2 separate regions of the Homo sapiens genome follow, and region 1 is linked to region 2. Evidence: read pairs that join two places in POLR2A ChIA-PET (ENCODE). Cell type or tissue: A673. All regions are shown on one strand. Links, peaks and the distances in the headings refer to the core of each region. The heading gives the core; the rest is flanking DNA.

Region 1 (16,513 bases), core at 2,844-10,843, 52 kb after region 2:
TCAGATGCCAAAAGACACCTAGGAGTCTGCAAAGGGTAGTGGGCTGAATGATGGCCCCCAAAAAGATCTGGCCGCATCACATCTCTGAAGCTGTGAATGTGACCTTCTTTGGCTCTCTGCTGATGTGATTACGGAGCTTGAGATCACCCAGAGTTACCTGGACGGGCCCTAAATACAATCACGAGTGTCCTTACAAGAGAAAGACGAGAAGAAAACACTGACAGAAGAGGAGAGAGGCCATGTGAAGTTAGCAGCAGAGATTCAAGTGATGTGGCCACAAGCCCAAGAAGCTGGCAACCGCCAGAGACTGGAAGCAGAAGGAAAGATTCTCCCCTAGAGCACCCAGAGGGAACCCACCCTGACGACCCCCTGATGCTGCACTTCCCACCTGTGGAACTGAGAGGGAAGAAACATCTATTGTTTTATGCTACGCAGTCTGTGGTAAGTTGTTACAGCAGCTCCAGGTAATGAATCCACTGAGCAAGGGTAGCAGGGGAGAAGGCCTTCCAGGACCAGAGAACAAACAGCACATTCTAAGGTGCAAGGTGATGAACTCTGGGGCCAAATACTCTGAAGAAGTAGGACAAGTTCCAGATGGCAGAATGGGAGGATGAAGGGCAAGTGAGGTCAGGCCAGGAAAAGCATGCCCGATCCCACTAGGACCTCTGGTGACCACTCCAGGTGCAATGGGAGCCCCCAAGGGTTTAACAGCAGAGGACCAACACAATCACACCTGGCTTCAGTGAGGGTGACAGTCTGGAAACCTAAAGTGGTTCTGACAAGAGAGAGCAGGTGAGGGGCTCCTGGGCCACTACAGGCTTTCATGAGGCATGATGTCAGGGCAGGGGACAGAAAGAAGAGGGCAGGTGTGACAGACACTGCTACAGAGAGCTGAGAATGACTACACAGGATAATCACAGAAGTCAGAGCAAGATGGAGGATAGAGAGACTAGGGCGGGACGCTAGAGTCTCTAAACTCTATGGGATTCGCTGGACATCTAGACAGAGCCATCCAGTAGGCTGTGGCGATGGAGGGCGGTGATTCACAGACTCCAGAGACCTGGGTGAGAGACAGCAGTCTAGTGTTCAGTTGTGTGTAGAGTCTCCCTAGGGCCACAGCAGCAGACAAGGCCATGAAGGGAACCCTGATATCATAAGAAAAGGAAGACCAAAGATAATACCCTAGAGATGAAACAGCAACTCTTAGGGGCAGGAGAGGATTGGGCTAATGATGGAGATTGGGGAAGACACAGACAAGAAGTGCGGGCAGAGGCAGGGAGGAGGCCTGGAGCTCAAGAGCTAACACGGCAGTGGGTACAGGCTCCGGCTGTGGGGTCTGAATGCTGAGCCCCCATCTGGATCCTCCAAGTGACTAGCTGAGTCATCTTGGCCAAGTGACTTGGCCTCTCTCAGCCTCAGTTTCCCATCCATAAAACTGGATAATCATAGTATCTATCTCATAAGTTTGTTGTGGGGATGAAAGGAGCGACAGGCTTCCGATGGTGTCTGGGACATGGCATGCACTAAATGAATACTGGCTGGTACTGTTAGTACAACCATGATTATTGGAAGCCAAAGGAGACAAATATTTAGAGGATCCCAGCAAGGGGTGTGTCCAGTTACCTTTGCATCCCACTGTCTGGGGTGAAGCAACACTAAATGCCTAGTGGGATCCAGTAAAGGTCTGTGCAAACACTCAAAACTGGTCAACAGTGACAAATGGTGCAAATGGGTCAAACAAAGAAAAAAAGTCAGTGAGTAGATTAAGAAATTGTGGGAGAAATATAAATACTATATAGCAGCTAAAATGAAATACAAATACTATAAAGCAGGTAAAAAGAATGACCAGCAGCTATCCCAATCAATGTGGAGGGGTCTAAGACACAAAGGAGTCACGCAATCGGCAGAATGGAATACACGTCCAATGATGCCATCTATGCAAGCTTTCAAGCTCCCAAACAAGACACTCTCTTATTCAGGGGCCACCTACACAAGTGGTGTGAGTGTGAAAACCTGGTGAGAAGGTCTCATGCCAGGCTCAGGAAGGGGAGGGAGGGAGAAGAATGGGATGGAGGAGGGGTACAGAGAAGCTGCCACCGTATCTGTAACCTCTAAATAAAAAATAAAAGGATATGCAGAAAATTGCAAAATGTTAACATTTGTTGAATATGAATGGTAGGTATATGGGTGTTTATTACACAATGCTGTCTTGTGTGATTAAAAATCTCATAACATTTTAAACACTGAACTATTAAAAAAAAAAAAAAGCACTGGATTTTACAATGAGCAGATTCACTGAGTCCGTGGCAAGATACCTATCTACCAGCTTCCAGAAAGCATCAGCTGCCGCACGAGGAGCTAGTGCCAGAAGAAGAGCCCAGAGGTAGAGGCAGTGGAGGTTCCTCTCTGAAAAAGCTTGACAGTAGGAGAAGGAGTGGGCCACAAGCTCTGAGTCAAGGCCAGGGAACGGAGAGAGCAGGGAGACTGAGGACTGATTATAATCAAACAAGAAACCAATGAGAGAGCTGGAAAAATAAGCAAGCTCTGAGACAACAGGATGGGACCACAGAGAGAAACTAAGACATGAGACTTAAAAAGGGGGTGGGACATCCCTTCCTGTAAGACAGAGGGGAGGAGCTCAGGACCACTGAAGAAATCTGCCTACATTATCAAACGGCATGTGCAGCTGATTCAGTTCTACAAATCTTTACTGAAACTACCAGGTGCCAGACCCTGTGCTAGGTCACGGAAGCCAACAAAATACAATCCTCGGCTCTCACTCAAGAAGGGGAGAGACACTTTGGCTTACAACATCTAGAAGAGCCTCCACAGCCCCATAGCATGCAACAGGCAGCCTCATGAAACCAGACATCCAGCCTCCTGCCTTCTCCAGCTGCTACTCAGCACCCACAACCACACCTCTCTGCTTAACTAGCAACTCACCCATACTTCACAGTGGGGGTGAACAAGAGGAAAGGAGATAAGCCAAGCTAGCCTGGAGCACAGCCCTGGAGCACAGCGACAACTCAAAAAAGGGGTGCTGTGAGTGGCAGCAGTAGTCCTTGCAATAGCACTGATATTACCCCCAACGTTGTGAATTTCATGCCTCACACGTTCGGTGACCATGAAGAGTACCTGCTGATGAACAGAGAAGGGCCAGCTGGCCTGAGATGCAGACGCTAGCTGGAACCTAGCACACCCATCCCATCCCCACATGCACGAGAATCTTCGTCTTTGCCGAATTAAGAATCCTAATCGGGGACCTTTGGGTGTTTTCAGGGGCCCCCACTGTGGATGTCGGAAAGAGTCAGCATCTGTTAAAGGAAGACAGAGACTGACAGAAGAGAGGAGGGGGCATTTGGGAAGGGCAAGAAGGTCAGAATCATAAGGACAGAGGGGACAGGCAGATGCCAGCAGAGTCAAGGGCAGAAAGGGACAGGTGCCCAGGAAGGAGTCTGGGCTGTGCCTCAGGGAACAAGAGGTCAGCGAGAAAGAACTTCAGCACTTTTCTGTGTTTACTAAGGGTGGGAATGAAGAGGAGCGGGTGCCCTCAAGGGGTTAGGTACTTTTGATGGAAACAAAGGAGACAGGGCTTGGCTCTAGCTGGATGGAGGAGGTGAGGGGAGAGGATTTCGTCAGTTCCTGGGTGGCGGCTCTGGGGAGTGTGTGAAGTAGGTGGTGGTTCCCTGCATGGAGATAGGGGATGAAGATTGAAGGCCTCTATTTGCTCTGAGTAAAAGGCAAGGTCATCTGCTTGGCGCGAGGCAGGCAGAGGGGAGAGGCCTGATGAAATGGCGAAGGTCTAAGAGAACTGCCAAGGATAATGGGAAATGCAGCTGATGAGGGACAAGGGAAAGGACTGCCAAGCAATGCTGCAAGCCCAGCCACGACTGGAACCCATCAATTTGCAACGGCACCAATCAGTGCATGACAGGACTCCCTCCACCAAGCTCGGCCACAAGCAGTGGAGGACACTGAAGGGCTGGGGAGGACAGGCAAAGCCAGCGTGGCAGAAGCACCATCAAAAGGACAAGTAAATAGAGGGTGATGGCAGGGACAGGCCTGAAAGGGTGGGACAAGAGAGGGAGCCGCTGAGGAACAACAGGAAGTAAATGCAGGCAGGAAATAGAGGCTGCAGAGCCAGAGGCCTGTGGGGGCAGGAAGGCCCACGGCAGGGGAGCAAAAAAAGGAGGGCAAGCTGTGTTTGTAGTGGAAGTGGGAGTGCAGAGGTGCGGCAGATCTGCACACAATGGGAAGCTGGGTGCGGACACATTGGGAAGCTGGGTGCACACACAGCTCGGGCTGACCATCGGAGTGCCTGCTCTCGACCAAGAATATGACTCTTCAGCAAACACAGACTGAGTGTCAGGCACCATGCTAGATTCTGGAGTCAAAACCACGCTTCCTGCCTCGGCTCTTCTGGAAGAGAAGATACAGCAATGCTACTGGACAAAGGTCAAGAAATGTCAAATCCCCTGACTCAGTGTAATCTCATTTTCAAGAATGAATCCAAAGGAAAAAGAAAAGTCAATGAAAGGACAAAACCACATCCTTTCCGATGTTCACTGCATCTACAGCACACACACACACACACACACACACACAAAACCTGAACGAAATCCAAGTATTCAACAAAATTAAAAATATGACAATTATGAGGAAAGTGTTTTACTGCGTCTGTAACAAACCTGCACGTTGTGCAGATGTACCCTGGAACTTAAAGTATAATTTAAAAAAAAAAAAAGAATAAGTACTATAACAGTTTGAAACATATCTACTATGTTAAAATGTGGGAGTTCCTAACAATACTCAAAAAAATTTTTAAAACCTAACTGGTAACCTTTGTAGATTATTAAAACGCCAACGATGATCCTGGAAACTGGTAAATAAAGGGATAAAATAAAGCATTTATTCTATCTTCCCTATTCAAACAGGTTTTCAGGGCTATCAAATAGTTGATAGAGGAAACCTTTACAGAAGAACTCTAGCTATTAAACTAAAAAGAGATGTTGGAATTAGTGTGTCAGAATTTACAGCCTCTAATGAGATACTGGATCAGGGCAACCATCACCAATGGTTGCTCATACGATGATGGAGAACTTTATAGAAGTTTGGCCACCTTTACAGAAAAGGTGGCCAAATTCAGCATTAGGAAAAGATAACCATCCAGAGCTTTTCTGCCCCCGATTTGATATAGCAGGAAAACACAAACCATCTACAAAGTATTCTCACTAAATAAAAAATCTGAGTCTGGCTGAGCTTCCAACTTAGCTACTAGTTTATAAGAAATGCCTGGAGTAGAGCAACATCTTAACACTACAGAGATGCAATAAACCATATCCCAAATGTGGGAAATTCTATAAAACTAATGACCTGGCTTCCTCAACAAATAAATAGCAAGGGAAAAAAGTGGGGAGGAGCAACATTATAAATTTTAAAAGATCTAAGAGACATATATCACTTAGATTCAATGTGTGGACATTGTTTGTATTCTGGTTTGAACGGCCTCTGCGCAAAAACACACACTTATGAGAAAACTGGGAAATTTGACCAATGACTAGATATTAGATGACATTAGATAACTACTGATAATTTTTATATTTGCATTAATGATACTATCGTTTTTTTTTAAAAGAGTCTATTTCTTAGAGAACAATACTAAAAGTATTTACAGCTGAAATGAGATGGTTTCTGCAAATTCTTTTGTCTGGATTGGATTTTATCTCGGTAAGATAAATGAAAAAATTAATCGAATTTTTTTTGTTTTTATTTTTTTTTGAGGCAGAGTCTCACTGTGTCACCCAGGCTGGAGTGCAGTGACACGATCTCGGCTCACTGCAATCTCCACCTGCCGGGCTCAAGTAATTCTGCTGCCTCAGCCTCACGAGTAGCTGGGACTACAAGCACGCACTACTATGCCCAGCTAATTTTTGTATTTTCAGTAGAAATGGGGTTGCACCAAGTTGGCCAGGCTGGTCTTAAACTCCTGACCTCAGGTGATTCACCTGCTTCAGACTCCCAAAGTGCTGGGATTACAGGCGTGAGCCACCACGCCCGGCCAGGTCAAACGTTAACAATGGTTGATGCCAGGTGTAGGGCACGTGGGCATTCATTTTCATATTCTCTCTACTGTTATGTGCGTTTGAAAATTTCCATAGTAAAATGCTAAAGAAAAAAAGAAATATTTCATGATAAGAATGAGTGCTGTCTATCTTCCTACATGACTAGAGGAACTGGACACAAATAGACCTTTTGTTCTAGAATCACTTAACTCTAAGAAGTTGTTTTTTGTAGTATGAATATCAGCTAAAACAAGACTAAAGAGAATTTGCTAAAGAGATCTTAAGGTTATAATTTTTCAAACCTGATTGTTTGGATCTGTGAGGTACCTCACTACAATAGGTATGAGATATTCAGAGAGCACCACTGGAAAATTTGATCTGTTTTCTTGTAAAAAAATGGCAATAGGAGGAATCTGTTCCATCAGCTCAGTCCGCACTGTGGGCTCTGCAGCAATAAAAAATTTAAAAAAATTATATTAAGAATAAGCCAAGCATCTTAGATAGTATATACTGATAGTTTCTAGCTTTTCTTACTAAAATACTTCATCAAGGAAATTAGACAAATGCAGTTTAAAAATCATTTCCCATTTAGAGTATTTATGCTACAGACAGGCTTAAAAAGCTAATGAGCTATACAGCAATATAAAAACATAAAAAGAAGAGAGAATGACAACTCTATTATAACAAGCCATATATAAATTTGAGGAGGGAGCAAGAAGTCTGCATGCTGGGCCAGCATCCAAAAGCCATTACAACTAATGCCTTATCTGCCAGACCTATGGGTTGTGCTTATTTAAATTCTAGCCAGAATGTATACATTATAAATAATTCTTTCATAAATGCACTCCGCCACAATCCACGCATCCCAATTATTTCTAAGGCAAAGCATTAAACAAAAGAGCGGCTCTAGCTCCAATATACCACATTAAATTTAACACAAATGTATAATTGCTACAGCACTGTAAACGGTGACTCATTTACAAAGAGAATCCATTTAAAGACTCAAAACATCCACTTGGGCGTTTTTAAAAGCATTGCGTTATATTCATATAAATATTTTGAACTAATGTGGGAGCTATATGGAAGGCTTATTTTTCTATTTTCAGTTAAAATGATTAAACTCTAAAGGCTGAGAGTCCTGAAACTTTCTGAAGCTTCTCATGATTCATTCTGAATGCAGGAAGGAGGGGGCTGTGGCACAGCTGTCAGTACCGGCCAGCCCCGCCACTCATTCATCTAACTCATCTTTACTGGGGCGGGGGGGAAGACAACATCATCATATCTGCTGTACAGCAACGTGCTTTTCTTCCACGATACCAATCATGGAGAGGTAGAATGAGAAAGAAAAATCAAGATTCGCCTAGAGGGAAACTAATGACTGAGATTTTCGAACCCAAGAGGCTTCTTTTGATTTGGCATTTCTTAGCAACCAGTAGTCTGGCAAAACTCAAGAAATACCAAAGGCCTAACTGCCAAGGCAAACAGCATTCGTAGCCATTAATCATTTTAATTTTCTAAATATAAGAAAATTTCAGTCAAAATTCAAATAAGACATACATTCTTCAAGACAAAATCCATTCATGGTTAGAAACTGCTTAAAGGTTATTGATTAATAAACAGGTTTTTTAAAAAATAGCTATTACTGGTTATACATAATTTCTTAGAAATTCATAAGTAAAAAATAAAATTATACAATCCTTATACAAACCTGCATCTTCTGACAATCTGACTACAATCTCCATTACCGTGAGGAAGTCTTCTTCATTGTTACCGAAGTCCCGGAAGATATCAAGCAGCCCTCTGGCAATAATCTGCCTATGGAGACAAAAACAATGCATATGGTTATTGGGGCCACATTGACTGAAGGACCACAAGGTTCCAGGCATTGCGCTAAGAGCAGGTAAGTGCACCTGGGCACAAGACAAAATGAGCAACCTGTGTCCAGAAGGAGGACGGAGGCTACCCAGGAATGCCCAGCGACGGCCATTCCAGCATGGGCCACAGTCCTACAGGAAAGGAGGCCTGCATCTTCTAGTCTGGTAGTCATCAGAGTTTGAAAATGTCCACTTGAGAATAAGGCAAAACCTTTTTCTCATTTTTTGGCTGGTTCCTCAGGCCTACATAGGCTTAGAAGAAAAGCTCAAGACAGTTGAAGGCAACTAAGGGACCAATAAATGCAGAAGAGAAAGGCCCAAAGAGGCATCTGATGGCCTCTTAATGACTGAATGAGTAAGTGCCAACTAGAAATTCTGCAGAAATTCTCTTGGAAAGCCTTGAGAGAATTTTTAAAATTCCGTTATTTCTCCACATTTATTATTTTTACTTTCCTATCTCCCTGTGCTGATTAACCATAAAACCTGTAAAATGAGAAGGAGCTACAGATGTTTATTTTGAGGGCAGCAAGGGAAGGAGGAGCTGGGGACACTGCATCCCACTATAGGCAGAACTGGTCAAGAGAACCAAGATAGAGTCAGAAGTGGCAACTACCAAAAGGAAAGAGAAATCATTGCAGTCCACTGGCCTGAGCAATGTACAGGAGAACAGTTAAGTCAGCCCGAGACTGAGGAACAGGCCAAGACTCAACTCAGAAAAGTCTCACCACAAGATGGCAAGCAACAGAGGAATGATGTGCACTATGGCATTCTACACAGAGGAAGCTATGGCCATGGGGGGAGACAATGTGATTGTCATTGCAGGACCAAGTGATGTTGTCCCATCATAAGCATGATCTGAGCTAGAGCTACAAAAGGCCTACTGAGGAGACACGTCAAAGATCTCTGCAACAGCTAATTCCATCAGTATACTGATCAATGGAGCAGGCGGGGGGCAGGGGTACCCTAAGGTGTGGGGCCTTCCCAAAGAGTGGACCCACAAGCCCAGGAGGCCACTGTGAACTGTGGACCATCCAAAGACAAGAAATTAAAAAAGAATAAAGACTCTTTTAGACATTCAAAAAATCTATCACCAGCAGATCTGAACTATAAGAAATGATAAAGAAAATCCGATGGAAATGTGAATCTGTAGAAAGGAATAAAGAACACCAGAAGTGATAACTACATGCATAGATACACAAACTTTTATGTTATTATTTAAATCTCTTTCAGAAATAATTGACTAAGTTAAAAATAACACTTTATTATTATTGTGGATTTATAACACATATATAATAAAATGCATGACGAAATCACATAAAGACCAGGAGAGGGGAAACGAAGGCATACTATGATAAGTTCCTTACACTATACATGAAGTGGTAAAATACCACTGGAAGGTAGGCCATGGTAAGTTAAATATACATACTATAAATGCTAAGGCAACCACTAAAATAAAAAAAATGAATTATAACTAATAAACTATTTAAAAAGCAAACTAAAATCACAAAGAAGTTCAATTAACTCAAGAGAAAGCAGACAAAGAACAAAAAGGGAACAAAACAGATGTGACAAATAGAAAACAAACAGCAAGATGATATACTTAAACCTAACTGCATCAATAATTACATTAAATGTAAATGGTCTAAACATTGCAATTAGAAAAAGATTAACAGAATGGATAAAAAAAAAGAAGACCCAACTACATATTACTTATAAGAAACACATGTTAAATATACAGATGCAAATAAATAATAAAAGATGAATATATTATGCTAACAATAGTCCAAAGAAAGCTGGAGTAGCTATATTAATATCAGACAAAACAGATTTTGGAGCAAAGAACATCACCAAGGGAAAAGAGGTCATTTCATAATGATAAAGGGGTAAACTCATGAAGAAGACATAATTATCTCAAATGTTTATATGCCTAATAACAGAGTTTCAAAATACATGCAGCAAAAACCAATACAACTGCAAGGAGAAATAGACAAAAGTAAATGTCGAAGTCCAGAAACAAACCCACACATATACCAAGTAATTTTTTTTTTTTTACAAAGGTGAACAGGGAAAGTCTTCAAAAAGTGGTGCTAGAATAAATAGCCATATGGGGGGAAAAAAAATTGACTCTTATTTCATACCATAAACCAAAATTAATTCAAAATGGACCCATAGATGTAATGTAAGAACTAAAACATAAAACTTCTTGAAGAGAAAAAAAAATCTTTGTGACCTTAGGTTAGACAAAGATTTCTGAGGAGCCAAAGTATACAAACCATAAAAGAAAAAAATTGATAAATTTGACTTCATCAAAATTTAAAACTTTGCTCCCTAAACCACACCACTGAGAAAATAAAAATCATGAGCCACAGACTGGAGAAAATATCTGACCAAAACTGGTATCCAGAATATATAAATAATCCTTGTACTCTTATAACTCCATAATAAGCAGACAAACAGCCCAATTAAAAGAATAAGTGTTCATAAATGAGCCCAGCACATTATTAATACTAATAACCGAAAGATGGAAACAACCTAAATATCTGTCAACTGAGGAGTGAATAATCAAAATACTACGTATCCATTCAATGGAGCATTATTAAAGGAATGAGGTACTGATGCATACTACTACAACATGATGTAGCTTTTTTTAAAAAAAAAAAAAAAAAAAACAACACAGGGTCTCACTCTGTCACCCAGGCTAGAATGCAGTGGCACGATCATAGCTCAATGCAGCCTTGAACTCCTAGGCTCAAGTGAAACATGGATGAATACTGAAAACAGCATGCTAAGTGAATGAAGTCAGTCACAAAAGACGACATACTGTATGATTACATTTCTATAAAATGCCTGGAATAGGCAAATCAATGAAGACACAAAGTAAAAGAGTGGTTGCCTAGGGCTGGGAGATTGGAGAGGAATGGGTAGTGGTTGCTAATGGGAACCAGGTTTCTTATTGAGGTGATAAAAATGTTTTAAAATTCATTGTGGCAATGTTGCACAACTCTGTGAATATTACTACAAACCATCAACTTGTACACTTTAAAGTGGTGAAACGTACGACATGTAAACTAAATCTCAATAAAGTTCTTTTATTCTTTTAAAAAGCAAAAGATTTTAACAACTTCACAAAAGAAAATGTACAAACAGCCAAGAAATACAAGAAAAAAATTCTCAACATCTTCAGAAAACTACAAATCAGCCAGGCACAGTGGCTAACACCTGTGATCCCAGCACTTTGGGAGGCCAAGGCAGGCAGATTGCTTGAACCCATGAGTTTGAGACCAGCCTAGGCAACATGGTGAAACCCCGTCTCTACAAAAAATACAAAACTTGGCCAGGCATAGTGGCACACACCTGTAGTCCCAGCTACTCAGGAGCGTTGGGGTGGGAGGATCACTTGAACCCAGAAGACAGAGGTTGCAGGGAGCTGAGATCGCACCACTGCACTCCAGCCTGGGTGACAGAGCGAGACCCTATCACACACACAAAAAAAAACCTGTCAAGATCATGAAAGACAAGGATAGAACAAGAAACCATCACAGACGGAGGAGCCTCAGGAGACATGGCAACTGTAAATGTAATGTAGTACCCTGATGGGATCCTGGAGCAGAAAAAGAACATTAATGGAAAAATGCAGAATCCAAGTCAAATCTGTAATTTAGTTAACAGTACACCAATGCCAATGTTATTTTCTTAGTTTTGATCAATGTCACATGCTTATTTAAGCCGTAAACATTAGAGCAGTTTCCTGACCTCAGCGTTACTGGTATTTTGGAGCAGGTAAGTCTTTGTTGGTGGGGGCGGGGGGGGGGGGGCTGTCTGGGGCACGGCAGGAGGTTTAGCAGTGTCCCTGGCTTCCACCCACCAGCAGCACCCTCTGTGCCCCAAGATGTGACAACCAAAAACGTATCTACACATTGTATAAGATCCTTTGGGGGCAAAATTACCCATAATTGAAAGCCACTGCATTAGAAGTTGGGCAAAAGGTATAAGGGAACTCTCAGTACTATCTCTGCAACAGTCCTGTAAACCTAAAATTATTTCAAAATAAAAATCTTAAACACAAAACAAAACACAAGGCCAAAAATGCAAAAGCTACGATGAGGTAACACTACACTACTAGAAGAACTAAAATTATAATGACAATATCAAGTGCTGGCAAAGATATGAAATAGGAATCCACAGACATTGGTAGAAATGCAAAATTGTACAGGTAATTTGGAAAACAGTGTGGCAATTCCTCTAAAAGCTAAACATACACTTACCAGTCAACCCAGCAATTTCACTCTTAGGCATTTACCCATCCAAAATGAAAACATATGTCCACACAAAGTTGAATGCAAATGTTCATATAAGCATTATTCACAACAGCCACGAAATGGAAAACTCCCAGTGTTCCCTGAACTGGTGAATGCGATACAAAACAGAGTATCTGTACATACTCAGCAATAAAAAGGAATGAGCTATTGATAACAACAGGGATGAATTCTAATGCATTTTGCTAAGGAAGAGAAGCCAGACATGTAAGAGTACATCCCATATGACTGAATTTATATGAAATTCTAGAAAAGGCAAAATCTTTTGAAAACATCAGAAACAGGGTCAGTGGTTGCCTGGCCCTATGGTGGTCAGGGAGGGAGGGAGTGCCAGACAGCCAAGGGGCAAATAAGGGTACTTGTCAGGTGACTGAAACTTTTGAACTCCATTGTGACAATGGTTGGATTACTGTATACATTTACCAAATTCATCCAAGTGAACGATTAAAGTGGTTGAAGTTTATTGCATATAAACTATGCCTCAATAAACGCTCTTTAAACAAAGACACTGATGAGGGATAAAGTGAGGGCCATCAGCAGTGGCCTGGGGTGATCTGGAGGCCTCCCATGCAAGCAGAGGAACTGGAGCTCCTGAAGGCTTTCTCTGATCACGTAAAAAGGGGCCCCTGACTGCTTCTGTCCACTCCTCTGAGCAACCCACCATCCAGGAACAATGCATGTCATTTCTGGCCATGCATGCATCAGAAGAATTCAATGAAGTTGAAAACCCACCCTGACTTGCAGGCAAAAAAGACTAGAAATATGGAATTCTAAGGGGCAGTCCTTTGGCCCAGTATATTACAGGAAGAAATCCATCAACTCAAGCCTGTATCCAGGGAGATTTATACCACCCTCGGGATGAAAGATCAAGATCTGGCAGCCAAGAGGTTTTGGAAAGTCAGAATAGCCACTGCAGAGAAAGTCACTAATTACATTTCACTAGACCACATTCATTCAGCTTCCCTTGGGAAATCAAGCAACTAAGATCCCCAATCTGCTTCTAGGGCCATAGAACAGAGAGGCAAATCTACATCCAGCCTCAAGTGGTCACAAGGGACCTGCCCTCTTAAAGAAAGCAAGGAAAGGGATAAGAGAGGACCCCTGAGGCAGAGACAACTCCACAACAGAACAGGAGTGAGGTAAAGACTCAAACAAATTGGTGCTTTGGAACCACCATTTTGGAAAACCTGGCTGCTTTGCAATGACCTGGAGAGCCCACAGTGGATGAGCAGAGTCCTGAAGCCTCGGCCTCAATACTTCTCACTTGTTTGTTAGCTTTGTTAATAAGATGAAAGAAGAAAGCGGCCCTCTGGAGAGACAAACCCTGCCTGACTCAGAAGAGCGCAGGGAGACTCAGCGACATGGTGTGTAGCAAGCACAAAGCTGGGGAGTGGCACACTGTAAGTCCTCTACGGCGCCAGCCACTAGATTACAAGACATGCAGCTGCCAACAACAAATGAATAGAGAGAAGCTTAAATAAATTACGATCTATCTATACCCTTGCATACCATGCAACTATTTGTATGGCCTTAGTACCTCTAGATATGTACTAAGTTAGAAAGATATCCATGATACATTAAATGAAAAAAGGTGAAAAATTTTGCATATGGTATGAGCCCATTTCTTATTTTTTTTTTTTTTTTTTTTTGAGACAGAGTCTCCCTCTGTCCCCAGGCTGGAGTGCAGTGGCACAATCTCAGCTCACTGCAACCTCTGCCTCCCAGGTTCAAGCGAGTCTCCTGCCTCAGCCTCCTGAGTAGCTGGGACTACAGGTGCACGCCACCATGCTCAGCTAATTTTTGTACTTTTAGTAGAGATGGGGTTTCACCATGTTGGCCAGGATAGTCTTTATCTCTGAACCTCGTGATCTGCCTGCTTCAGCCTCCCAAAGTGCTGGGAATACAGGCGTGAGCCATCACGCCCAGCCAAGCCCATTTCTTAATACAAGTTACATTTAGGTATACATGTGCAACACATGTACACATAAACACATTCATATATACATACACTTATTTAGGAAGCAATCTAGAAGGGTACTCACCAAACTTCACAGCTCTTCCCAAGGTTGTAGTGGGGGAGGGAGGGAAACTCTATTTAAATTCCTGAAGTTGTTAAATATTTCAATGGGCATGTATTATGTTTGTGAATTTTTTTTTAATATAAAGAGGATGGCTGGGGAGGCCAAGGCAGGCAGATCACTTGAGGTCAGGAGTTCAAGACCAGCCTGTCCAATATGGCAAAAAACCATCTCTACTAAAAATACAAAAATCAGCTGGGCATGGTGATGTGTCCCTGTAATCCCAGCTACTCGGGAGGCTGAGGCATAAGAATCACTTGAACCTGGGAGGCAGAGGTTGCAGTGAGCTGAGATTGCAACACTGCACTCCAGCCTGGGTGACGGAGCGAGACTCCATCTCAAAAAAAAAAAAAAAAAAAAAAAGAGAATGGCTTAATTTTACGTGGCAATATAACCAATGTTCCCTGGAAATCCAGCCATGGAAGTATCACTCAATCACTCAGTTATAATTATGTGTTAAGCCCAACCAACTCTAGACTCAACGCAAGAAGCTTGGGATACCAGGATAAGCAAGGTCCAGGCCCTGCTCTTAGGAGCTTTACAGTCTAGGCCTGGAAGTAAACAAGAAAATTATGATGACCAGTAGGGACAGGACCCACAGAGAGTGCCCACAGGATATGACAGAAACACAGAAGAACACAGAGGGGCTAGCCAGAGAGATGAGGAGTGTGAGGATGAGAAGTTAGGCAGAAACCCCGGATGTCGGAAAGATGAGACGAGGACTTTAAGATAAGCGTGAACAGCATGGAAAGATCTAGAGGAAACCCGGGGCACACTGGGCAGCTACGGAATGCGGGAACTTTCTGTATTTCCCACTCGACTTTTCTGTAAATCTAAAATCCCGCCAAAAATAGTCTATTAGTTAAAGAAAGAATGGAAATGAAACGTTTTTTCAGATAAACAAAAGCTGAGAAAATTCACTGACAACAGTCTTGTACAAAACAAAAATTGTTAATGGAAGTTCTTGAAGCAAAAGGATACCTGATAGAAATGAGCATTTTACAAAAAGAAACAAAAAACATCAAAAATGGTAAGAAAAAAATGGCAAATATTTAAAAATCTTTTTCTTATTTGTAATTGCTTTAAGATAGTTGCTATATAAAGCAAACATAGTAAAAAGGTATTCTGAAATGTATGAATTGTGTAGAAGTAAAGTGTAGGAAAGTAACAGCGTGAAAGATGGAGGGGAAGAGGTGGAAGAACACCGTTGTGAGGCTCTTATGCAACATCTCCAACTCTACAGCATGGAAAGTGGTATCATTTTGAACATATGTCATGATGAATAAAAGAAGTATACTGTAATCCCTAGAAAAATCCATAAAAATGTTTAAGAAGAGGTACTGTATAACGAGTAAGCCAACAGTGGAAAAAAACTGATATATTTAAGGCAGGAAAAACAGAAAACAAGAATAGTCAAATACAAAATAAATACCAAGATGGTAGATTTAAACAAACCATATCAATAGTAACATCAAATGGAAATGATTTAAACATTCAAATTAAGAGGCAGAGATTGTACAACTGGATAAAAAAGCAAGACCTAATTATATGCCTTCTATAATAAACACACTTTAAAGACAGATAAGTAAAAAATAAAAGTATGGATAAAAATATACCACACAAACATTAATCAAAAGAAAGCTAGAGTGTATATATTAATATCAGACAAGGTAAGCTTCGGAAAAGGAGAATATCACTAGGGAAAAAAAGGGACATTACACAGTGTTAATAAATCAGGCCGGGCACGGTGGCTCACGCCTGTAATCCCAGCTTTGGGAGGCCAAGGTGGGTGGATCACCTGAGGTCAGGAGTTCGAGACCAGCCTGGCCAACATGGTAAAACCCTGTCTCTACTAAAAATATGTAAATTAGCTGGGTATGGTGGTGGATGCCTGTAATCCCAGCTACTCGAAAGGCTGAGGCATGAGAATTGCTTGAACCCAGGAGGCAGAGGTTGCAGCCTGGGGAATAGAACAAGATACTGTCTCAAAAAAAAAAAAAAAAAAAAAGAAATCAATTTATTTAACAAACCAGAACAATACTAAATGTGTATGCACCCGACATCAAAACTTCAAAATACGTGAAATATGTAAAACTAAAATTAAAAGGAAACGTAGATAAATCCACAATTGTCGACGCAGGTAGCAACATTTCTCTTAGTAATTTACAGAACAAGTAAACAGA
Region 2 (16,513 bases), core at 3,436-11,435:
TGTAACAATTTAGGGCTGTGTAAAACAGTTCTCTTGCCCTGGAGCAAGCAATGCTAACAGTTTGGAGGTATACCTTTGACATCATTCTTTGTGCTCAAATAAACATATATAGACACTAGAGTTGTCTCTTTTTAGAACCGTGCTCATCCACATTTCTTGGGCCACTTGCTGTTTTTCACTTAGTGATACATCCCAGATACTCCTCATGACTGTCCCCTGGCCTGTACATACAGATCAAGTCAGGTTTTCGTAGCTGCAAAATGTGCCACCATCCCTCCCGCGTGTGAGCATGTAGAGTGTTTCCAGGCACCTGCTACCATAAACAGCAGTCACGAACATTTGTGACCGGGTCTCATTTTGTACAGGGGTTTCCTCTCTGTAGGATGGATTTACAGAGGTGAGGCGCTGTGCTGTCGTGGGCATTCTGAATACGTATTGTCAGACAGCGATCAATCCTGCAGGAAGATGGGAATCGGCAAGCTCCCCCGTGCGGCGCTGACATGTTTCCCAGGCGCACACACGTGCACACACACACACACACACACACACACACACCCCACAGCCCCAGATGTTATGAGTATTTATCATTTTTCCAATTGTAAATTGGTAATGAAAGCCAGTCAAATGAGCGTCGGTTTGATTACTTTGACAATTGCTATGGTTGAGTTCCTTGTTTTGTGAGCAGGTTTTGGTACCTTGGGGAAGGGGGTGGTCCACAGACCCTTTCAGGATATAATGAGGTTCTCCCCAGAAAATGTGTACAGACATGCACATTTTGCAGACAATTCCAGGGATTCAGGCAGAAAAGCCCATCTGTGAGGCCCCTTTTTCAAAGTGGCGCAGACTGCGGCGTTTCTGACATTTCCGATGAACACAAACACGAGTGTTTGTCTAAATGTTAATGGGTTTCTGTGCCCTCTGCTGGAAGCATCTGCAGTCAGTGCGCCACTGCGGAGGCAGAGCCCAGTGACTGGAATTTTCCTCTTGCCTTAGAGCTGTTTTCCTCTCCTGCAGAACTGGCCCTGGAGTTTCAAGTTCAGTACGCACTTTTTCCAAGTTGCTGAGAAAGCCCTCTGCCTCACACCCAAATCAGCAAATTTAAGGGAAATTATTTATCTCCCACTTTGGGGATTATTAGTTCTGGACAGAGACTCTTACTGTATAAGGTTTGCTGAAAATGTATGAGGCTATCTGGAGACGGGTGGAGGGGGGTGTATTGAATCCCAGTGAGTAAACATTTTAAGCAAATTAAGTGGTTGTAGCAATAATAATAATAATAATAATAATGGCTACCATTTTTCAAGCGTCTGCTCCGTGCCAGGCATTTAATCCCTCCAATGACAGGGGCCAGGTTTTAAACTGATGCTCTGAGAGGTGCCATTGTTTGGCCCAATGCCACACAGCTTGTGGTGGAGGAAAATTCTAAACTGGATCTGCCAGACTGCAAGCCCAGGACCCTCCCACTGCACCTCGGGGTCACGCTGACAAGGGCCTTGGGTCTTGAGGGCACAATCCACACTGGCAGTCTCCTTTCACCAATGCAAACCAGGTGGGGATGCTGGTGACGAGGCCCACATGATGGATAAAGACTCTGAGGCTCTTGGGAAGTGACCATTTGGTCCAAGGTCACACAACTGGGAAGGAGGAGAGAAAGGGATAGAACGCTGGCCTGCAGTGCACTGAAAACAAGACAGTGCCGTTACATCCCAGCAAAATACTGCTACCAGCAAAACACTGCGCTCCATTGATGTGTTTTTAGGAGGGAGATTAGCGAGGGTCAGGGAGGTGCTGGATCTGTACTAGCACAAAAAGGAAACTTTATCCTTGTGGATACTGAAAGGATCGAGAGCAATGTCAAAAGGGATTGCCTTTCCCACCCAGTGTTTCAGTGTCACTTAATACAGAGACAGGGACCACCTGAAGTCCCCTGAGGCGCCACCAGTGAGATGCCCTCCCTGCTTTCTGGGAACCCCTGGGTTAGTGAATATGCTTCAGGCAAGGGAGTGCCCCAGTCTGAGATGGAGTGAGGAGACAGTGGCGAGAGCCCAGCATGCAGCTGAAGGCCCCGCCGAGTCATCTTCGGAGGGAGAAAGCAAAGTGCTGAGGACTAGGGCAGAGCCCCAGAGACCCAGGATGTACAGAAGCCCAGAGGGGCAGCCCCAACACCCACCTCCCGGCTGCAGAGGCTGCTGGAGGTTCCACCAATAGACTGGAGTGCAGAAGAAAAGCTCAGCATCTTTGTTTCACCACCTGGAAGGCTGGATGGCCAGGTAGCCGGGTCTGCTAAGCCAGTCCTGGGCGAGAAGTTCAAGTCACCTTCCAACACCACAGTTGGTGGCATCTCTTTTACAATTTCTACTGCATTGACTTCCAGAAAGGAAGCAACTTACAATTCAACACCTGTATGAGGCAGTTACTTTTTTTTTTTTTTTTTTTTTTTTTTGAGACGGAGTCTCGCTCTGTCATCCAGGCTGGAGTGCAGTGGCTCAGTCTCGGCTCACTGCAAGCTCCGCCTCCCGGGTTCACGCCATTCTCCTGCCTCAGCCTCCCGAGTCGCTGGGACTACAGGCATCTGCCACTACGCCCAGCTAATGTTTTGTATTTTTAGTAGAGACGGGCTTTCGCCGTGTTAGCCAGGTTGGTCTCGATCTCCTGACCTTGTGATCCGCCCGCCTTGGCCTCCCAAAGTGCTGGGATTACAGGTGTGAGCCACCGCGCCTGGCCAGCAGTTACATTTTTAGAAAGAGAGATAACTCATTCAAGGAAAGATAAAAGGCAAGACGGGGGTGGGGACATTGGATATTTGCCCCAGGTGGGCATTAACCTTGGCTCTGAGCCTCCTGGCAGCCAAGGCAAGTGGAAACATGATGGCTCACTCAGCTGCCATCATCATCTGCTCATGACAAGTATGTGCATCTCTCCAGTGGGCTCCGGCCTGACAGGCTGGCGTAAGGCTCATGGGTGAGCAATGTCCCTGACAGTAACGAGGGGAGGAAGAAGACTCCGCCTTTATGTGGCCTCCAAGAAATCCAAGGATACACAATGGCATTTCCATGGGGCCACTAAGCTCAAAGGGTCAGATCATCAATTTTTTTGGTGATCAAAACTTGGGAGCCCAGGAAAGGCACCAAATGGGGGTCTCCTATCTCCCCTCTCACCAGTGTCAATAATTTCACCCATGACTTCAGCAAGATTTTCCAGTTGAACTCTGAGACCATAATAGTTGGCATCTACTGAGTGCTTCCCACCTCCCAGGCCTTCCCAGCAAGCTCAGTGACCAGGATTACCCTCCTTCCTCCTCTACAGAGGACTCTTGGCTCAGAGCAGTGGGGAATTCACCCAAGGCCACATGGCAGAGCCAGTAAGATGCAAGCCAAGATCTGTGCTGACCCCAAAGCCTGTATCCCCACCTCCGCACAGGCAGCTCTTCCCCTCTGGTGACTGCAAGCCCAGCCCTACCTGGGGATGCCAGACGAGGCAAAGGAACTGGATGTCAGGGCCTGGAAGACCAGAGGAAGCTCGTGTCTGCCCTACACAGAGCAGAGATGTGCCTGACCACCATGCCGGCCCACCTCCAGGGTCCAACAAAAATGCTTGAGATTGACCCCCCAACACACACTCAAAAAAAACTTTGTTGGCTCCCAAAATGTGGGGAAAAAAACCTTCAAAATAACGTTTAATGAAATATCTACAAAATGTAACATATCACCCAATGGCAACTCAATCCTTCTATGGCTCTGGATATATTTTATTTCGTAAGTGATACAGACTTGTTGAATATAAATAGAATGTCAGGATTGTCTAAAATGAAGCGCTCCCCAGGACCTACGAGTGTTCAGATGACCCTACCACAGACTGAGCAAAATGTCACCATGAAGAGTTTGGGACCTGCCCAATGTCTGGCCAAGTGCTTAATTGAATTGGGGGTAGATGAAGATAGAATGCTTGCCCCCAGAATTTTACATATAGGAGTCAAGCAGTTGGCTCTCCAAACAACGAAGGCAGCTGGGCAGAGCTCCTGGCAAATGCACAACTTTGAGTAATGCCACTTGTTAAGTTAAAAGAGTGCCTGCATCACCCCCCTAACACTTCATTAGCTAAATGGATTGCCCCATTGGGTTGGGGTTGCTTAATATCTGCCTATTGACTTTGCAGAACGTCTGCCAAGAACAAGATCTCAGTTTTGACATAGTTGATGCTGAGCTATTTTTTTCCTCGACTATTATTTGTCTAACAGAGTGCTGAGCTGGGTACAGCCACGTACACTGAGTGTAAAACCACATCATCAACACAGATCTTACTTGCTATGACAGCAGGAAATGCAGCCAGTTAATTTAAAAGCTGACTCCAGTTCTTGGGATGGAAGTGGGAAAGGGTGGCCAGGATACAGCGCCATTTCCCATTCCCAGGAAAACTGCAATGGTCACAAGACTACTGCCACACATTTTGATTCCAAAAGTTGCTTAGAAGGTAGAGCTTTAGAGAACATAAATGGTCTGTGGGAGGTGGGAGAGTGGACCCCACACGCCACCCAGTAAGACCCGTGGCTACTCCTTCACTGTGGCATCAGAGTCTTGGATTGCTCCAGAGAGATTTTGGTTGTTTCTATCACGTTTCTCCATGAAATGAATTAGAGTTTGACAGTGAGAGGCAGTCACATGGGTGTGCCCCACATCTTCTCACTCCTTTTGTAGCAGACCACGTTCTTCAAAAATTCAAGCCAAATTTTAAAAATCAAGAGAGATCTGGCCGGGTGTGGTGGCTCATGCCTGTAAATCCAACACTTTGGGAGGCCGAGGGGGGCAGATCATGAGGTCAGGAGTTCGAGACCAACCTGGCCAACGTGGTGAAACCCCATCTCTACTAAAAATACAAAAATTAGCCAGGCATGGTGGCAGGTGCCTGTAATCTTAGCTACTCAAGAGGCTGAGGCAGGAGAATCGCTTGAACCCAGGAGGCAGAGGTTGCAGTGAGCCGAGATGGCACCACTGCACTCCAGCCTGGGCAATAGAGCAAGACTCTGTCTCAAAAAAAGAAAAAAAAAAATCAAGGGAGATCCTTTCAAAAAGCCAGATTTCCAGGTCTGGAGAGTTCTAGAAAGATCTAGTGGCCTCTGCCTTTCATTTCTGCAGGAGTCAAGTCTCGGTGCTCTCTTCAGACAGCTGGCGCCATCCTTGTCTTTCCTTCTTATTTCCCACGCCCAGCTCACTCGTGCACTCGGCAGGCTGGGACCCTGTAGGAACACCAGGCACATCCTGCAATGCGGTATAAGGTTTTGCAATGCAAAGACCTGAGAGTTGAGCATAGACACTCCAAGGTGGTTTGCTCAAAGGAAAGAAGGAAGGGCTATCCCAGTGCTGGCAGGAAAAGGAGAACTCTGGCAAGAGGAGACTGCATGGACCACTGGAGATGGGACAAAAGAGAAAATGTGACCAGCCTGATTCTCATCTTCTTTTACACTGTTTCCTCCCCATCTAGCACCAACGTGTTACCTTTCAACAAGAGTAATAAGCCATCCCTTCTGGAGAGTGTGTGTGGACAGCCAAGCTCACCCAGCTTCCCTTCTGCCCCCGACTCAAGAAGCAGACCCCTCAAAGATGGCTCAGGAAACCTGGAACATTAGCTGTGGGAGCATTTAGTTCCATGGCTTTACAGACTGAAATTCACAGCCCACACTACACACGACCTCCTGACATTTGCTGGCACTTGTTTTATACAATAACAATAGTGCTATTATCATTATTGTTATTACTCCTATTATGCCAGTGCATTAGACGGTCCCCAGAAGGGAGAGAAGGTAATTGGCTCCCATCACCCTGAGCAGCGCTATTGGGTACAATGTGCAAATAGCTTAAAATTAAAGGCTGGCATTAGAGCCTGTTCAGTCTGTAATGGATTACTAAATGAGCACAGGCTTACCTACTGCCATCAACACCCTCCAGAAATCATTTGCAAACAGGACAGATAATTTCGTATCTGATTCAGGTTAATTGCCCTGTTTTCCTGCCTCCCTGCTCACCAAGGGCCCCCATGGGATTGAACTCTGCAAAGTTGCCCAAACCAGCCTCAGCGGGCAAACGTTCCCACCAGGAGCTAATGAGGGGTCATCGTCATCTTCTCAGACCTAAACCCAGACTTGACCCTCTGCAAAGCATTCTTCATGACCAAGTCATTCAGATCCCTTATCCCCGACTTTGCTATCCGGTGGAGGAGGACCATCTGCCTCTCGCTCAGTGTGTGGTTCAGGCGGTGTGCAATGGAGATGGGGGTCTCCCCCTTGGCATCTCTGTCGTGGATGGAGGCCCCGTGCTGGAGCAGGAGGATTATACAGTCTGACCGGCCCATAGCTGCAGCCACATGCAGGGGTGTCCTGCCCAGGGGGGATCTGCTGAGGCAGCTGGCTCCTGTAAAATAAGAACATTGGCCAGAAGGAAGACATGCGGAGGGGGAACACAGGAGGGGTCCAGGGCTGTGAAGGGAGTGCTCCTCAGGGAGGTCCTGCTGCCTGGCCCAGCTCCAGTACTGCCCTGCCCCCAGTCCACTCCCCTGGCAGCAGCCAGTGATCTTTCCAGAATGCCCATATCAAACTCCTGCTCAGATCCATCACTGCCATCCCACCGGCTGTGGGGTGATGTTCTAGGTCTTTCCCGCTCACTCTCACCCTACCTTCCCATTACTCTTCCAGCATTCCCTCCTGCCATACTCTCCTCCCCCACCCCACCACCAAGGCACCAATTATACCTACCTTCCACCTTCATCCCTAAAACACACCCTGCTCTGCATCCTGCCCCAGGCCCATTCACAACATTCTCACCCATTTTATTCTGGGCTAAATCTGACCTTTCTTTAGGTTTCATTTCTTTCCTTGGGAAAATCTTCCTTAGTTCTCCCACCCCATGAAACCTCCTGTGTAAGCTCAATAGACACTCTACATCTTCACAACACTGTGTACATCATTGACTATGGAATTATTTGTAATAATCTACTGACTTCCCCTCATAAACTCCAGGAGGGCAGAAAATACACACATCTGGCTTGTTGCTGTTCTCATCCCGAGCACATAGCTCAGTGCCTGCAGAAGACAGGCACTCAGGAAATGACGCAATGGGCAGCCTGACTCATGGACAGATTTCACTTCGATTAAATTCCCCACCGCCTCCTGCAGATGGATGGGCTAATGACAGGTGTCCAATATGGAGTTGTTGAATTGAATCAAATTCTGGATAACAAATATGACACAGAAAACAAGGCAATTCAATTAAATTCAGCTGACATTTCAGTAGCCAGTTTTTATGAGCTCCGGCTGGTTGGTGAGGTAAAGTTTTAAATAGGCTCTTAGAACACCAGTGTCGACCATGACACCTCCCCCCAGCAGCTGTCTGCAGAGGACAGAAAACTTTGCAAAGCTGGCTGTAATTTTTTAACTGGTGCCTTCAAATACATCACAGTTCTATCAGAGCAAAAATGACTTTTTATGAGCTTAAAGGACTGCTGGGCTGCGCAAAGCCCATATTTCATTTTACAACAAGCAAAGAGCAGACAGGCAGTGAAGGAAGGAAGGAGAATATTGTTGAGGTAACCTTTACCCATCACAGAGGTTTGTACACCCGATGCACGGCCCAATCATCCGGCCCAGGAAGTCCAAGATGTTTTCCACTTTGCTTGGTGTAAGTGGGAAAAATAGCAATGACTGAGCTGACAGAGGCTGGAGCCAAGGCTGTGAGTAGGAAAGAAAGGGGTCTAATTTGGAGGCAAGTTGATACAGGAGACCCATGGGAAAGGCCCCTCCTGAGCCCAAACCATTGACCAAACACCACGTAACATGTTCTCCCTTTTTCCAAGGAAGCTGGTGGTCTGGGCTGTTACAGCTGTTCTCCATTGTTCTTGAGGGTCTAGGCTGTTAACAGCTGTTCTCCATTGTTCTCCACTCCGCATTGAGTGGTCTGCATCTCCATCAATGGGCATCTTTTCCCAAAAATATCCCACATCCAGGGAGGATAGAGTGTACACCTATGGAATACTATGTAAAGCTCTTTAATTTGGAGACAATGTTGGCTAAGGCTTCTGTTTCTATCTATCAAGAGAGCCAGAGAGAGAGAGAGAGAGAGAGAGAGAGAGAGAGTGGAAGGAGGCCCTTAAGTGGAGGTGGGTTGAAAAGAGAGTTCAGCATGAATGTCTTGTGAGAAAATAATAACGAGGCTTGGAGAAGGGAGAATGGTGATCCTGCCATCCACCACAGAGCTGTGCTGGCTGGAAGGTGGACTATTTTGGGGTTTTTTCTAGTGTGTGTGTGTGTGTGTGTGTGTGTGTGTGTGTGTGTGTGTGTGTTGTAGTCTCCTATCTCAGCCTCCTGAGTAGCTGGGACTACAGGTACGTGCCACCACACCCAGCTAATTTTTGTATTTTTAGTAGAGACGGGGTTTCACCAGGCTGGTTGGCCAGGCTGGTTGTGAACTCCTGACCTCATGTGATCTGCCCGCCTCAGCCTTCCAAAGTGCTGAGATTACAGGCATGAGCCACCGTGCCTGGCCAGAGGCTAGACCATTTCGGACCATTGCAGCATCCTAATTTCATGCGAGGCTGGAAATCACACAGACAGCATGCGAATATTCCCAGCAATGTGTCTGGTGAGAAATGAACCAGGGATCCTTTATAGCTGCCGCCTGTGTCTTGGGTCCTGAAATTTCTGCCTCACTGAAGCAGAAAGAATCTTCTCGAGACCTGGTGAAGAGAAGGAGGGCAGCCTCTGACTGGCGTGCCCTAAGACACTTGCCTAGACAGGGAGTGAGTGGCACCATGGGGACCCTGACTGGTGGCTGACAAGACACAGGTCCAGGAAACCACTGCTGGAAGGACTGGGAACACAAGACACTCTGTCCTTTCTACCTGCAAAAAATCCCAACTCATGAATATAGCAAGCTTTCTACCAGAATTACCGTGTTCTAGAAGGTACTGCACAGCATCAAAGTGGCCTCTGTGTGAGGCCACATACAACGCCACAAACGCCCTCTGAGACGTCCAGTGCTTCCACTTCTCACCCTCAAAATGTTCTGAATTTGCGGTTCGGTAGAAGGAATCTTCAGTAAGCCCGAGACAAGATAGCTGGGCAAGACAAGAGGAGTTTGAGTTATTCTCAAAAGCGTGGCTACATTTTGCTGGACGGCTGATGGGGCATGCTCAGGGGAAGGCTTGCTTGAATGTCAAATTAAGGCTCATGATGGGAAAAGAGAGGTGCAAACCCTCATGAAAAGCTGAGAAACACCCAGGACAGCATGGGGAGGCCATGATTTAATGCTTTATATATGTTCAGGAAATACGAATTCGCCGTCAGTCAGGCTCGGAACACAGGAAGGTCTTCCTGTCAATGTTTTGAAGAGAGAAAATAGCTTTGCCAGGTGTCCACAGGAAGGTGGTTGAAGCCACTGAGGAAGACACCAGCCAATATAAATGGCCTCCCAGAGGGTGACAGTCATCTCTTGGAGACCGGATCTGGCTTTCCCGTCTATTTGTGTGCCCACTGTCTCCATTAGGTTTCAGAGCAAGCTGAACATGCACAGGTGAACAGCCCGGTCACGTAACCACCTCGTGGTGAATTAAGTCTTTGAGCCTGGGAGGAAGGCTACGGGTTCCCCCAGGGAGGATACTCTGCCCTGATATGGGAGTCAGGACTGGGGCAGTGGGAGGATCAGAATCGAGACGAGGATGATGGCAATTCTGACAGCCTCAAACAGCAGGGAGGTGACCCCTGCAGCCAGAGTAAGAGCCAGAAAACCAAGCATGGACCACACTGCTGGTGACAAAGGGCAGGGAGACAGAAGGGGCAGAGGAGAGTGTGGAGGAGGAGGAGCGGGAGGGACTAGGAGATGTGTCAGGGCTGGGACAGGGCCCCATCCTGCCTACCCTCCCTGCCAAGGCTGCCTCCTGCCGCACCTGCCCCGAGCCCACGCACTCTTCCAAGAGCGCCAATCCCAGCCCCTGCTACACCCAGCCTTCCCTGACCCCTTTCTGAGCAAAGAAACTCCATCTCTTCTTCTCCAGGAGCACATAGCTTTCCATCCGAATTTCTTTTCTAGGAAGAATATAGCATTGCCCCTCGTGTCACAGTGATTCATCTTCCCTGTTGGGTACACATCTGGTTTCTATCCTCCTGCCCCCCACTGCCCACCCCTAGAGCCCAGCTGAGAGGCCAGCAGGAGCCCTGGAGGACAGAGCGCCCGCCGCTCACCCCGGGAACGAGGGGCCTCTCCCTCCGGAACCAGGCAGCACCTGGCGGAGGCCTGTACCACAGCCCCGAGCTCTGAGCTGTACGCTTCTCAGTTATCTGGAGTTCTCCTCTCAGTATTAAATTAGATTTCCAACCTTATCACTTATAAACATGAATAGAAACGTGCTGCCTCGACTCCTTTGCGGGGAGGGGTGGGGCGGTAAGTGGGTTATAAATCACAAATCGATAAACCCAGCAAAATGGTAAACCCAAGGAGTGAAGGCAAACCCTCAGTGCGGTATTTCATAATTATGACACGGCTCATCGTTCTCTCTTCCCTGCTCTGAAACTGTTATTCACATATCCGTATTAAAGACTAATTTTCCCCCCACAATTTACGGTTGCTTCGTAACGTATAATATCCATTTAAAGAAGCTTGAAAACACCTTGCTGGGATCCCCTTCCACAGCCGCCAAAACAAGTTCTGTCCATCCGTCATGATGCCAGATACATAATGAAATAATCCCTCCAGGAACAACATCATGGAACTTCAGGGTAGTGTCATCCATCAAAACTCCTGCAGGGAAAAATTTTTTTTCTTTTAAAAAATTGGGTATTAAAGATAAACTACTACATTGGTTAAGTTAAGAGATTATCTGACCTTGAGTGCCACAAAGATAATTTTAGAAATATCGAATACAAATCTCATTTGATGGTGTCGCGTGGGTCTGTCTGTTGTTGGTAATGCTTTTCAGAAAATAAATTTGGTTCAGCTCAGATGGAAGCCGAACAAAATCACAATGCCAACGATTTATAAAATTCTGTAATTATAACTTGTCCTATTGTGAAAAGGCACATGAGTCAGTAAAGTCATTTTATGAGGCAAACTCTACAAATAGAATGACTTAAACCTGAAGTAACCAGTCATTAGACACACAGCACAATGTGGTTATACAAATCATATAGGGTAAACCAAAATACTCTTGGATAATGTCATTACCTGGCTAAAGAGGTGACAATGACAAAAAAAATGTTGGATCTTTCAAATTGAAGCGTGGGAGGGATTTTTCCACCTTGGCACTGCTGACAGTTTAGACTGGGTAACTCCTTGTGGCAGGGGCCCCTCCTCGTTGTCTGGTGTTCACAGCTTCCCGGCCTCTACCCACTAGATGCTAGCAGCACGTTCACCAAATCAAGACAATCAAACATGCCTCCAGGCCCAGCACAGTGGCTCACACCTGTCATCTCAGCACTTTGGGAGGCTGAGGTGGGCAGACTTTGAGCCCAGGAGTTCGAGACCAGCCTGGGCCACATGGCAAAAACCCGTCTCTACAAAAAATACAAAAATTATCTGGGCCCGATGGCTCACACCTGTGGTCCCAGCTACTCAGGAGGCTGAGGTGGGAGGATCACCTGAGCCTAGGAGACAGAGGTTGCAGTGAGCCAAGATTACACCACTGCATTCCAGCCTGGGCAATAGAGTGAAACCCTGTCTCCAAAAAAAAAAAAGGCTCCAGACATTACCAAATGGGCTCTGGGGGACAAAATCTCCCTAGCTAAGAGCCGACGTGATGTGAGGAGCTAATGCTGACATCCACCCCAATTTGGACTTGGAGTACCAGAGCTCCTTAGGCCTCATGCTTTCTTTATGAGCAATGCCACCAACATCGAGTCTCAGCTCCGCCCAGGTGACACAGTCTAGAGTCCAACTGAGTGGGATTCATGAGTTTTCTGGTTTCATGATTCATGGCTTTGTGCTTATGTACTAGGTACTTAGTGATTACTTGGTTCCCAGACCGAGTACCTATATTCTTTCATCCTTAGGACAGCCCTCCAAGGTAGGTTTGTTAACTCCATCTGCTGATGAGCAGACTGAGGCTCACATAGCCTGTGAACAGCCACCCCAGTGCTGGCACCAGACCTGCTTCCCTCCAGGGCCACTGACTTCTCACTCTTGGCTCTATGAGCACCAATTTGCTACCAGAAACTCAGGATGGTAGATGTCAAGAGGGAATAGTGATCAGCAAATCTGTTAATTAGTGTCCTATTTGTGGTTCAGACACAGAGGATAACCGGTAATTAGTCTAAGTAAGACAACTTGACTCCCTACAACTTTGAAAATATTGAGTAAAGCTGTGTTTTGCTGAGACGGGCAAGAGTAAAACTCCCACATGCTGAACAGCCCCTGTAGAGATCGGAGTACATTCTCTTTTTATAGACAGGCAGCCACTGCCTTGGACTTAGACAAATACTAATTATCACCAGCTAAATAAATTATCACAGTTGACAACAGACGTGTAAGGGCAACCCTGGCCCATGGATTTGCTCACCCCTTTTAGATTTGTGAAACTCAAGGTTTTCACACATGATCTCATTTGATCTCCCCCCGCCCCAAATTTTGAGGTGGGTAGGAGAGGCCTCAGAGGATTATTTATAGGCAGTAGCCCAAATTTCTTCTAATAATGAGTAGCACTTTCTGTCTTTCTTGTTTGCCACCCACAGCAAGGACTACAACAGCAGAGAGAGGTCGAGCTTCTAACAGTTGCTAAGTGCCTGTTGAGTGATAGCCCTGTGACATCAGTGTTAAGTCACCCCCTCTCTCGCGCTCCCTCTTAGCTCTCTTGGATTAATAGCCCCGCATAGCTCATCAGTGAAAACAAATGAACAGAAGGGGTGCCAGGCATTTGTAGTTGAGGATACATAATTTTCAAATTACTTGTTTGGGAACTCTTACTAAGTCCTTCAACAACTCTCCTCACTTTTAATATGTTAAATACAGAGTAGGCTCAAAACACATTTCTTTCCAAATAAAGCCTCAAAAATGCTCGAGAGCATCTTCCAAACACTCCTATAGGAAAATAAATACGTCAGGAAAAGTGCTTAACCTATTTTAAAGAGAGAAAAGGAAGGTATTTTGGCCTTCACTGTGCATTTTGAGTTTCCTGCGTCATTTCTGTCCAGAGGGGGAAACGGCTCCGAGAATTCCAGAGCTGGTTTCTCTGTGTTACGGATTAGGAAACTGAGCCCAGAAGGGCAGTGTCTGGCAGCACCAAGCCCGTGGAGGCAGGCTGCTTTCAGATCTGTCTCCATCGCTCCCCAGCCCCTGCAGTACAGCTGCAGTCTCTCTGCAATATCAGCTGTTCACATTCTCTGTGCAGCAGCAGCTCAGAGATTTTTTCTATATCTTCATTTTCTTGAAGTGTGTTGCGTTGATTTCAACCAGGTGGGGAGATGATGGAGCCCAGGGACTTTGATCCTGTTCTCATATCCTAAATATTGTAGGGAATCGGGATAGGGAAAGCCACGCCTTCGGGTCAGGGAAGGAGACTGATGGAAGGAGAGATGGGCTCTAGGGTGCCTGGCCTCCACTGGGTATCTGCCACATGGGACTTGTCTGGAGTGGGGCCCTTGGGGTCCTAATTCAGTCACAGGGAACTTTCGGTTCTGGGTTCTGATTCCAGCTGGGCTAGCTTTGAGCTCCCGATGTGAACAAGGACACAGCTTGGAATTTGGGGTTCTGATATGTACTGGGTTAGTTGCCACTATTTGGGGTTCAAACGTAGATAGCAGCATTTGCTTTGAGACTCGGGTTCCTGTGAGGGCAGTTTACTCTGGATTTGGGGTTCTGATTAAAGTAAGGTTTGCTGTCTGTTTGGGGTCCTGATGTGAAAAGGTCTGTTCTGGGATTTGGAGTCCTCGTATGGGCAGGACTTGTTTTGGGATGTGGGGATCTGATGTAGCCCCGAGTAGTGTAGCATTTGGAGGGTAGGAATCGAGCACATCTGCCCTGAGATTTGGGGGTCTTCATGGTGATAAAATCTGCTCAAAATTTGGGCTCCTGCTATATGCAGGGTTTGGTCTGGAATTTGGGGTTCTGGTATAAATAAGGTTGGCTGAAGGATTTGGGTTACATATACAAGAAAAGTTTGCTTTGAGTTTTGGGGTACTCATGGAGGCAAGGTTTTGTTTGAACCTTGACTTCCTGACATGGACATGGCCAGCTTCAACCTTGGAGTGCTGATGTAGACACGGTTTCGTATCTGGGGGTTCAGATATGTGTGGGTTTGACTTGAGCTTTGGGGTCCTGCTGTGGACAGAGTTTGCTTCATTCTTTGGAGCCCTTATGAAGATACTTTGAGGGGATTTGGGTTCTGGTATGGTCATGGTGAGCTCGGTGACTGCCTTTTAGATGTGAGCAGAGTTAGCTTTGAATTTTGGGGTCCATATGTGGGCAGGGTTCATTTTGGGCTCTGTCATCCTTATGTAGACAGAAGTGGCTAATGGATTGGGGTTCAGATGCACAAATGGTTAGTTGGAGGCCGGGGGTCCAGAATTGGGCAATTGAGGGTCATGACGTGGGTAGAGTCTGCTCTGGGATTTAGGGTTCTGTTATGGCCAGGCATAGCTTCAGGGTTTGAGGCTGAAACATGGGCAGAAGTTGCATAGAGATATATGGGGTCTTGAGGCAGGCAGCGTTTGTTTCGGATCTTGGCATCCTTGTGTGGACATGGTTGTGGAGGATTCGGGGTTCTAATAGTCACATAATTAGTCTGGCAATTTGGGATTTCAGATTTAGCCAGGTTTGTTCTTGGTTTTGGGGTCCTAAACTGGACAGAGTTTGTTTCAGCTTTGACCTCTTTGCCTGGACACAGTTGTTGAAGGATCTGGGGTTCTGAGGTAGTCATGGTTAGCCTGGAGATTAGGGGTTGAGTCTTGGGCTGGTTTGTTGATTTTGGGGTCCTGAGATGGACAGGGTTTGTTTTGATTTGGCATCCTTGCAAGACAAAAGTGGCTGGAAAATCTGGGGTTCTGAGGTAGTCATGGGTAGCCTGGAGATTTGGGGTTCAGTTGGGCATGTGTGCTCTGGATTTTGGGGTCCTGAGGTGGTCAAGGTTTGTTCAAGCCCTGGCATCCTGGGGGGGATGTGGTAGCTGGAGGATTTGGGGTTCTGAAGTAGTCATGGTTAGCCTAGAGATTTGGGGTTCGGTGTTGGGCAATTTTATTCTGGATTTGTGGGTCCTGAGGTCAGCAGGGTTTGTTTCAGGTTTGGCATGCTTGCGTGGACATGGTTGGCTAGAGGATTTGGGGTTCTAATGTTCTCAAGACCAGCATGGAGGAGGACTTGGGGTTTGCTTTGAGTTTGGGGTACTGACATGGGCAGGCTTGCCTTGGGTTTGGGGGTTCTGCTGAGGACAGGCCTTGTTTCAGACAAGTCTTACATGAACAGAGTTGGCTTTGGGACCTGGGTTCCTTATGAAGACATGGGGAGCCTGAGGGTCTGGCTTCTGGGGGGTCCTGGCTTGGACAGGATTTGCTCAGGGTTGGCAGATGCAGCCCGATCCAGGCAGGACCTGCTTGTGGATTAGGGTCCTGCTGTGGACAAGGTTTGCCTTGATTGGGAGTCCAATTTGAACGCCGTGTGTTTGAGATTGGGAAGTCCCTCTGTGGCCAGGACCCTAAGTGGCCCTTCCATCTGGGTTTCAGGGTGGTTGGGTTTCAGGGGTTTGCTTTGACATCTGGGGTTTCTCACGTAAGCAGGCTTCCCTTTGGGAATCCACTTCAGAAGTGGACAGGGTGCCCTTGCATGTGGCCAGGGAAGGAGTCAGGGCAGGAGCCACCTTCGTCGAGGTACTGGAGCCGCTGGAGGTTGAAGGGGATGCCGACCATCAGGTCCAGCTCCTCTTTGAGCTCCCGCACGGTCATGTCGCCGCGGCAGTTTGCCACTCGGAACATCTCCCCCGTCTCCTCCAGCCGCACCCGCAGGACGAAGACGTCAGGGGCCAAGTCGGGCAAGGCACTCGCGGCCTTCGGGTCACAGACGAGCCGCTGGCTCCGGCCGCGGGCACAGGCCAGGGGCTGCGCGGGGAGGGCCCGCGAGTCCGCCGAGCCCACCCTGGGCCCGCCGCACCCCTGAGCCCCGGCCCGCGCACCGCTCCTGCGTCCCGCATTGGGGTGCAGGCGAGAGGCGCCCCCAGTTGGCCCCGCCGCCCGCGCTCCGCCCGCCCCCGCCGCCGCCCGCCGCATCCCCCAGGCGCGGCCGCGCGTCATCCGCGGCTCGAGTGCGGTGGCCACGCGTCATCGCCGCCCCCGCCCTGACGCCCCAAGGCGGGCCCATGCGCCCCCCGCCCCACTGTGACGCCCAGGCCCCGCCAGGACCGCCCCCTCCAGACGCAAGGCGAGGCCCCTCCCTGCCTGCCGCCCGAGCCTCCAGGGAGACCGATGGGCGGGCGGCCCCCCAAGGTCCCGCAGTCCTTTCCCGCTCCGCGATGAACAAAGCCGCAGTTTCACGCGGCCGCGGGAGACGGTTCT

What was found. Peaks named below come from ENCODE experiments on the same cell type or tissue, not always from the same donor. Only the 100,000 strongest peaks of a DNase experiment are listed, where the experiment ranks them.
Region 1: POLR2A ChIA-PET joins it to region 2 with 9 read pairs; 1 of 35 experiments calls an interaction of 5 or more read pairs at or near these places.

Annotation. Positions count from the first base shown.
Region 1 is chr20:58,264,999-58,281,511 of GRCh38, forward strand. It overlaps the pseudogene PPP4R1L. Among named protein-coding and RNA genes, the nearest start is that of RAB22A, 36 kb to the right of the region's middle. In A673, for the core only: no CTCF peak of the experiment used is centred there; no DNase peak of the experiment used is centred there; H3K27ac peaks cover 316 bases.
Region 2 is chr20:58,212,402-58,228,914 of GRCh38, forward strand. It overlaps ANKRD60 (ankyrin repeat domain 60), which reads right to left and starts at 16,252. Exons shown (of 4, transcript NM_001304369.2): 1 at 15,823-16,252; 2 at 10,651-10,781; 3 at 8,937-9,102; 4 at 3,725-6,404. The coding sequence starts at 16,252. The coding sequence ends at 6,094. In A673, for the core only: a CTCF peak has its summit at 7,205; a DNase peak (open chromatin) is centred at 7,080; H3K27ac peaks cover 2,211 bases.